2 separate regions of the Homo sapiens genome follow, and region 1 is linked to region 2. Evidence: chromatin contacts called from ENCODE Hi-C or POLR2A ChIA-PET data. All regions are on one chromosome and are shown on one strand. Each heading gives the region's core, a stretch centred on a gene start or an enhancer-like site at or near the end of the contact. The rest is flanking DNA. Distances are from core to core; before and after follow the strand shown.

The links. A loop is a pair of places that touch in the nucleus more often than their neighbours do. ChIA-PET counts read pairs that join two places held with the same protein, here RNA polymerase II (POLR2A). Pooled maps may share reads with other maps.
Region 1: a pooled map shows a loop between it and region 2 (2.5-fold over the local background). The contact joins the promoter of LINC00200 here to the enhancer-like site in region 2. A Hi-C loop is called at or near these places in 1 of 168 maps with a recorded cell type or tissue (CD4-positive, alpha-beta T cell) and 5 of 50 pooled maps. POLR2A ChIA-PET finds 5 or more read pairs at or near these places in 1 of 52 experiments (A673).

The regions. Positions count from the first base shown.
Region 1 is chr10:1,156,600-1,161,018 of GRCh38, reverse strand. LINC00200 (long intergenic non-protein coding RNA 200) reads right to left here and starts at 1,251. Exons shown (of 3, transcript NR_015376.2): 1 at 1,029-1,251; 2 at 382-466. It overlaps LOC105376344 (a long non-coding RNA gene), which reads left to right and starts at 1,257. Exons shown (of 3, transcript XR_930535.3): 1 at 1,257-1,755; 2 at 2,951-3,357; 3 at 3,967-4,419. RefSeq lists an enhancer at 4,325-4,419.
Region 2 is chr10:1,107,923-1,112,140 of GRCh38, reverse strand. All of the region lies in intron 11 of WDR37 (WD repeat domain 37), which reads right to left. Among named protein-coding and RNA genes, the nearest start is that of LINC00200, 50 kb to the left of the region's middle. RefSeq lists enhancers at 792-1,372, 1,749-1,898, 1,373-1,955, 1,273-2,472. Within about 2 kb of position 1,905, at least 6 of the 41 ENCODE cell types and tissues checked have a DNase peak (open chromatin) inside an H3K27ac peak, as active enhancers do.

The sequences.
Region 1 (4,419 bases), core at 2-2,501, 50 kb before region 2:
TCTCTCGGAAAGTCTCTGAGCCAAAGATTTGAGTGCAGGTAATTTATTAGGCACTTGCTCCCAGGCAAAAACGGTCAGGGGTGGGAGGATGAAAGGGAAGAAACCAAAAGTTGCAGAAGCATTGTCCTCGCAGCTAACATGGCCGCGTGCAAACGTGCCAGCCAGCAAGATGTTGGCATCGCCCTCTCAGCTAACATGGCTACCTGTGGAAGTGCCAGCCAGCAGGATGTCGGCATGGCCCTCGCAGCTAACATGGACACGTGCGAACGTGCCAGCCAGCAGGATGTCAGCATCCTCCTTGGAGCTGACATGGCCACGTGCGAACGTGCCAGCCAGCAGTAGTCGGCATGGTGCTGAGCACCCTCCGGGAACCGTCCCTACCTGAAATATGGGTGTGATGTACGGAGCACACGCAGCCACCCTGCAGCATGAGATGACTGTTGAGTACAGGACACGCAGAACGAAGCTGGAAAATGAAAAAAAAAAATCCTGGCTTGCTGACTTCCTGGGGCAAATACTGAGTGTTGGGAGATCATTTCCAGACTTAAATATGAGAGAGAAGTAAACCCCCCTTTTATTTCAAAGCTTAGCATGCCTATAAGTCACCTGCAGATCTTGTCAAAATGCAAGCTCTGACCAGAGAGCCCGGGCTTGTGACTTACATCATCTCCTGCTGAAATGCTGACGACACTCCAAATGGCAAGGGTTTTGGCCTCTATTATTTGGGGTTTTCTATCATTCACCATTGAAACTAATCCTCACTAATTAAAACAGTTTCACATTGGGGAGGAAAATAGTTTTTGTCTACTTTAAACTACTATGACTTAGGGTCTGTCAAAACCTCAAAAACTATATATATATATATTTCATTTCACTCGCTTTCATTTGGGACACAAATGGAGACCTGAATCACAGGTATCTTTGGAAACTGTTCTCAGCCTTCCTAGCTCAGCTGAAATGTCCTTTTCCAGGGACACTGGGCCCAGGGGGTGTGCTGGGGTCTGCGCTGGCTCCCCGGGCATTCATACCTTGGAAAGCTGCAGAGCTGACTTCAGGTTGTGCCAATTCCTGTGCTGCCTCATCCCTCATGTACATAAAGCGTGAGGCGCGCAGGCCTGCACCTGCGCCATCCCTCATCCACCTAAAGCGCGTGGCGCGCAGGCCTGCGCCGGCGCCATCCCTCATCTACGCAAAGCGTGCGACGCTCAGGCCTGTGCCTGCGTCATCCCTCATCTACGCAAAGCGTGCGACGCTCAGGCCTGCGCCGGCGCCATCCCTCATCTACGCAAAGCGTGCGACGCTCAGGCCTGTGCCTGCGTCATCCCTCATCTGCCTAAAGCCCTGCGCGCAGGCCTGTGCTTGCGCCATCCCTCATCTGCATAAAGCGTAGGGCGCGCAGGCCAGTGTGTTGGAAAACAACGCTTTGATGTTGTCTCCTGGATTTTCACAGCCTCCCTCTCACAGGAGAACAGGGGTGGACCCCGGCCTCGAGCACATCTGAGCTCTCTCTCTCCTGCCTGTGCTCCTGTTGAAGACATTCAGCCTCCGACTGCCCTCGGGAGGATGGAGATGCCCAGGTGCCGAGGCCAGAGCCCATGCGCAAAGCGAGGGCTGAGACCACGGAGGCCCCTTGTCTCCTCCAGCGGGTTCCTGAAGCCACGTCCCTGCTTGTGGAGGAAGAAAGCCGAACTGCAGCTCAGGGAGAGGTGGGCTTGCTGGCCTCGCTGGCGGCATCCGAATGCCTGGAGCCTCATGGTGGGTTCTGCTATTGCTGCCAGCAGCTGGATGTTTCGAAATTCGCCCGCTTTGGAATGATACAGTGAGACCTTGGCGGCCGCGCTGCCTGAGACGATGCTCTTACGTCTGCAGGGGAGGTTTCAAGGCCTGCTGGAGTCAGCGGCTGCCTTGCCGCCCTGGGAGGTGAGCAGCCCGTCCCTATGCTGGCTTCCTACAGGATGCAACCTGCATTTTCACCCCAGACAGACGCAGTCTTGGCCATCTGCTTGCCAGCATAGAAAATGCGTTGTTTCCCCCAAGTTTATTTTGGTTAATGGATTGAATTGGTTTTTTTAAACTGCATTGCTTTGAAACATCACTGGAGTTTTTCAGTTTTCATATTACTACATTTTTGATGTATTATCATTGAAATGCTATTTTAATGACGGTCAAAGCGGCTCCCAAGCCCTCCTTCACTGGTGAAGCACCAAGGTGCTCAAGTGAGCTCCCAGTGTACATGAGGGTGCTCTCGCTTTTGAAAAAAAGTGAAGGAGGCTGGGCGCGGTGGCTCACACCTGTAATCACAGCACTTTAGGAGGCTGAGGCAGGCGGATCACGAGGTCCGGAGCTCCAGACCAGCCTGGCCAGCATGGTGAAACCCCATCTCTATTAAAAATACAAAAATTAGCCGGGCATGGTGGCATGCACCTGTGATCCCAGCTACTCAGGAGGCTGAGGTAGGAGAATCGCTTGACCCCAGGAGGTGGAGGTTGCAATGAGCGGAGATTGTGTCATTGCACTCCAGCCTGGGCAATAGAGTGAGACTCCAAGAAAGAAAAGAAGAGAGGGGAGGAGAGGAAGGAAGGAAAAGGAAAGGAAGGGGAGGAAAAGAGAGAAAGGGAGGGAGGGAGGGAGGGAGGGAGATAAGGAAGGAAGGAAAGAAAGGAAAAAAAACGTGAAGGAAATGGAACCCTGTGGCTGTGCAGGTCACGTGGCATTGAGCGGGCCACTCTCTGTTGCCCTGGTGCGGCCCTCACGCCGCGCCAGCCAAAGGCGACCCTGCTTTCGATGACTGTTGGAGGAAACGTTAGCCACGTCCCTCATAGATTGGAAATCTGACATTTGGAAAACTGAACTCAATCATCTTTTTTTTCCCTTTTTTACTTTTCAATTCCTTCTTCCTCGGTTCTCCACTCTCAAAATTTTGCAGTCATCATTGATTCTTTCTCTCCAGAGTTCAGTTCGAGGCCAGGTTCTGCAGAATCCTGAGGTGGCATCACGAGCATCTCCTCAGTCCCTTGGCCGTGACAGCTCCTCCTCCACCCTCCATCCTGGATGAGCCGGTGAAGATGGTTCTTCCTCAGAAATAACTGCAACGCACTGGTCCCCCTCTCAAAAGCCTAGGAAGCTCCCCTATGCTTCAAAACCCAAGAGCTCTGCCTGGTTTTCTCCAAGTCTCCCCCCACCCCCAAATGGCCATTTCCTCTCCCCATGATTGCCTGCACATGTTTCAGTGAAAAAATTATGATTGGTCCCTATACAGGGGCTGTGGCAGGTGAAAAAGAAGGAGTCAGCTGTCAACCTGCAAGTCAACAGCGGCCTCTCCATACAGGGGATCTTCCATTCCTGCCTTTGAGCTTGGTAAGTCGTTCACTTCCCACACAGACCCCAGCACCTCTGCTCGCCACCCCCTACATGCCCCCTGACCCTGATCACACCCACCAGCCTCTGCCACATTTAGAGTTAGATGTCTCTCCCTGTCTCTATCTCTATTTCTTACTGTCCCTGTCTCTCTCTGTGTCTCTCCCTGTCTGTCTCCTGCCTCTCTGTCTCTCCCCACCTCTCTCTGTCCCTGTCTCTCTCTGTATCTCCCTGTCTCTCTGTCCTTCCCTACCTGCCTCTCCCTGTCCATCTCTCTCTCTGTATCTTATTATCTCACTCTGTCTCTCTGTCTTTCCTGTCGTCTCTGTCTCTCCCTATCTCTGTCTCTCCCTGCCTGTCTCTGTCTCTCTCCCTGTCTGTTTCTCTCAGGTGCACACATGCTGCACACACACACACGGGATCACTCGGGAGCTGTTCGCCTCCGTGGTGAGCGTGTCGTGATGCAAAACCCTCTCTCGAGTGTGTTTTGCTGGTAGTGACTGTCAGGGTGCTTTTGGGGTGTGTGCTGATTGCTGTGGTCACTCGAGGGCGGTGATGGGATGGGACCCTCGGCCGGCTCCAGCACCCACGCGGCCTCTTCCACCCAAGGCCGCCCCCACAACAGGGCTGTGAAGACGTGGCTGCACCCCCCAGTGCCCCTGACCTTGAGAGCAAAGTGAGAAGAGAAAGAAAAAGAGGAGCGAGAAGATGACCTCCTAGGACCCCTGCCCCAGGGAAGCCCTGTTCCTCAGATGCGCATCACAGACCCCAGGGGCCTTTTCCTCTAGAAGGTGTCCACACAAACAGCCATGGGGCCCTCTAAAGGTGGCTCCCTTCGCACAGGAGAACACTCAACCACACGGACCCACTGAGGACACACGTGTGCAGCGTGAGCATTGCCATCAGTGCTGCGTGACAGTCACCTCTTCTCCAGACCCTGCTTGGAGTCCCTGACCCGTCTCACCATCACGTGATCTCAAGTTTATTGAAGGAAATCAGATGCAGCAGCAAACATGCTTCTCAGGCTCAGAAACAAAACCCTCGCCACTGAGCTGATGAGTG
Region 2 (4,218 bases), core at 656-3,155:
GCCAGGGCTGGGCTCCACAGACCTTCATTTGCAAAAAACATCAATCTACGGAGTGCAATCAAACAAGGTGTAAGAAATAGCCACCAAGGCACGTGCCTGCAGTCCCAGCTACTTGGGAGGCTGAGGCAGGGGAATCGCTTGAACCCAGGAGGTGGAGGTTGCAGTGAGCCGAGATTGCACCACTGCACTCCAGCCTGGGCAACAGAGCGAGACTCCGTCTCACAAAAAAAAAAAAGAGAGAGAGAGAAATAGCCACCAACAGCTGAATTCCTGTGACACACTGAAATTTTCAAATTAAGCCTTTTTATTATTTCTAATAACAACACATACTACAACTTCACATTTCTGCTATATGAAGTATCTAAAATTGCTTTTCATATAAATCAGTACACGCTGGGTCACTAACAAACAGTCAAATAAAAACAGCCACACAGTTACGCCAACTAAGTACTATCATGGTAAAATTCCTGCTATAATACAGAGATGCCACAACACAGAGTGGAAAGAAATAAGACACATCAAAAGGAAAAGGTGACTGGTCCTTCTAAACACGTAGGATCAAAGCCTTCAGCAGCTCACAGCACGGAGCTCCATCCCCATCCAGCAAAGGTAATGACCACACGTTTCAGGGGACCCATTTCGCTACACTTTTCTTTCTTACAGTGAAGCATTGGAACTCAAACTCCAGTCTTTCAAAAAGGCACAGAATGCAAGTAAAAGTATGGGGATTACAGTAAGAAAAAAAAGAAAGTGGGGAAAAATCTCTCCTGGAAACTGGATCACAAAACTGGGCCAGTTACCTTAAGCCTTTAGAGCTACTTCTTGCCTTAAGAAAACCCAATATACAGCAATTCACCTTAACTAGACAGTTAATTATTTACATTATAAAAGACATTAGATTCCAACATACTATACTAAAGAATTTACGCTTAGTTCCTACAAGTGAAAATACGCCCTAAGATAAAACTTTGAAAAGCACATTCCACATCATGTTAATATAAATTATGTGAGAAAGGGTATTTTTAGTCACACATGTTGAAGAAATACTGCCTCTGTTTAAGGGGTATCACTAAAAACACCATGCATATAACTTTCCAGCCTACATCAACAAGAACAGCAAACTTCCTAAGAACACATGTCTGACTTTTGCTTTCAATGCTCAGGAAAAGAACTAGTGAAAAGAACTCAGGATCACCCTGTAAAACCGGCAGAGCTACTTCCCGGATGAGCAGGCAGTCCTGCAGGCCTCAGGCCCGGCCCTGGGCCAACATTCCCACCTATCAGGGTGCCAGGCCCTGTGGGTCTGGGCGCTAACACGCTGGACACCCATCGGAGGCTCACGGATGTCCTTGGCGATGCCGTGGCCACTGCAGAGAAGCCCCCGGCGCAGAGGGTCCCTCAGAATGACATGGTGGCAGGGAAGGCAGGGGACCCAGGGTGTGCTCTTACAAGTCATGTTCAGAACGTCCCAGACAAGTGACCAAACGGAACACACACACACAACCTGGCCATTCCTCTCAGGAACTAAACCCGCACCCCGGACCTCACCCAGGTGTGCTGGGGCGCGGACGCACATCTCAGGACCTAAACCGCACTGCGAGGCCCTCACCCTGGTGTGCTGTGGCGCGGATGCACAGCTCTACACATTTGTAAGGATCACGCACTCTGTAGGTTTTATTTGTCGTATTGGCTCGAACCTACAAAACCCATGCCGGAGACAAAGGCAAGTGTTACTAAGAAGACACCTCAGATGAAACATTTTTGTAAAATGACTCATTTCCTGCTTTTCTCATTATGAGGCACGTCTAAAGGTTTACAGCTGATCTGATGTCAGGAAGGAAGAGTTTGTGTTCAATAAAGGCGTCCACGGCTCCACCTGCTGACCAAGCCCTCATCCTGCATGCGCACAGCTGAGAAACCGCCAGGCCGGTGAGGGGAAGCTCAATGTCCAACAGCCCAGCGGACTCGCCCCGACACAGCAACAAAATTAGCGCCAAAGAGAGATCTTTTCAAAACGTATTTTTGGATGTACACATCAACAAGATACGCTAGTTCATGATAATTTGAGTAAGAAAAAAGAAAGCGTAAACGATCTGAGTAAGCATGGCCCGGGCAGGTCTGGTCCACGTTCACCTCACCCCCGTGGTTCAGGTGAATGGAAGCACAGCCTACAGCCTGGAAGACCCATGTGGGAGAAAGGGCACACGGGAATTACACACTCCACCTTACTCTACCCCCACACCTGATTCCAATAGGAAGACATAAACCCTAGGAAACTGTATTCATAGGTCCACATTAGTAAGAACTTTTTCATAACACTTACTACATTCTTCATAAGTACAGCTCTCTAAAAAACTACCATTGTTTCATGTATCCACTAGCTGCAAAAATGTACCACAAATTAACCAGAATTTTTTTTTTTCTGAGACGGAGTTTGGAGTTTCGCTCATTGCCCAGGCTGGAGTGCAACGGCGTGATCTCGGCTCACCGCAACCTCCACCTCCCAAGTTCAAGCGATTCTCCTGCCTCAGCCTCCCAAGTAGCTGGGATTACAGGCGTGCGCCACCACACCTGGCTAATTTTGTATTTTTAGTAAAGACAGAGTTTCTCCATGTTGGTCAAGCTGGTCTCAAACTCCCAGCCTCAGGTGATCCCCAAAGTGCTGGGATTACAGGCGTGAGCCACCGCGCCCAGCCTAAGCAGATATTTTAAAGATGCCACCAGCACTGACTTCACTTCACAGTCAAATGGCCAAGACCACACGGTTGCAACAGCCTTAGAAGCGAAAACATGCACTTGCAATCAACTCTGGTGATATAAATACAAAAACTTTTCTTTTTACACAAAACAAAAATAAAATCTTCCAGTTAAATATGGCAACTGAACAGAGACAATACAGGACTAGAAGGGTCTTAAATAACACAAGAGGCACCTTGAAGGCACCAGGAGGGACTGCTCTGGAATGACCCCCTAGAGCCAAACCCTCAGCAAACCACCTGGCCTCCTCATGCCTCAGTTTCTCTCTCTGAACTGGGGTGATGCCAGGGGCTCCAACAGTGCCTGGCACAAACCAGCAACTCACCAAGCCCTGGCTCCACTGCGTCCTCCTCTGGACAGAATTCTTCGGCCTTTCCATCCTGCCCTCAAAGGGGACAGGCACAGCAGGGCACACTGGCCTATCCCTGCAACCCCCATATCAGAAGCACATAGGAAGCTGCCCTGCTCTCTAGACACAAAACTACCCTCTTCACCCAATTCTCAAAGCTCTGACAGATTTTTGTGCTCCATACAGATGACCAGAGTCAATGCAGTGAGAGCTGCTGGGTCTTCCCAGCCTGGGGCAGGGAGCTGTGCCAGGATGGTGGCACTCAGGGCCCTGCAGGTTCCACGGGGGGGGGGGGCATCACAGAAGCCAAAACCAAAGCAACCACAGGGATCACAACCACCAACACCAACAAAGTGCAGGTGTCTATGCTCGCTAATACTCAAAAAACACAGTGCCAACTAACCAGTGTAGACAGAAGTACAAAGATCCCCTTCTGCAGGACTCAGCGTAACAATGAGCTGAAGCCCTGGACCGAGGAAAGGTCACTGGGGAATTAACATCCATAGAATAGTGTCGCTTCGCTATTTGAAACAGGAGAGCACCTCTGGCAGGCAGACCTGCAGACGCCATCTTAACTGCAGGAGCGCTTCAGCACACCAATAGCACAGCAGAGGGGCACTTAAAGGAAGTCATAAGAAAAATGCAGAATGAGGGGCGTTCTGCAAAAGAGCAGGCTTGGATTCTTCACCAAAAAACTCAATATCCTAAAAAGTAACAAAAAATGGGGGAAGGACCATTCTAGATTAAAAGAAGCCAAAGGACATAATATCTAAATGTGATGAGAGAATCCTGATTAAATCCTAGCTCTAAAAAAAGTATCAAAGACATTTTGGGGAGAACTGAGTAAATTTAAATGTGGACCAGATAAAGGATGCCATAGAATTTTTACTAATTTTCTTATTTGAACAATGGTACTGTATTAGGAGAACATCCTTATTCTTAGAAAATGCATGCTGGAGTTTTCCTTTCAAAGGGCTCAGCCAAAGAAAATATACAAGTGTGTGTTATAGACAGAGGTGTGTACACATCTACAGAGACAGCAGTGCTGCAATACAACAACAGGTGAACCTAGGTGAAGGATAAGTGGGCGTGTCTGTTACAGACAGGTGTGT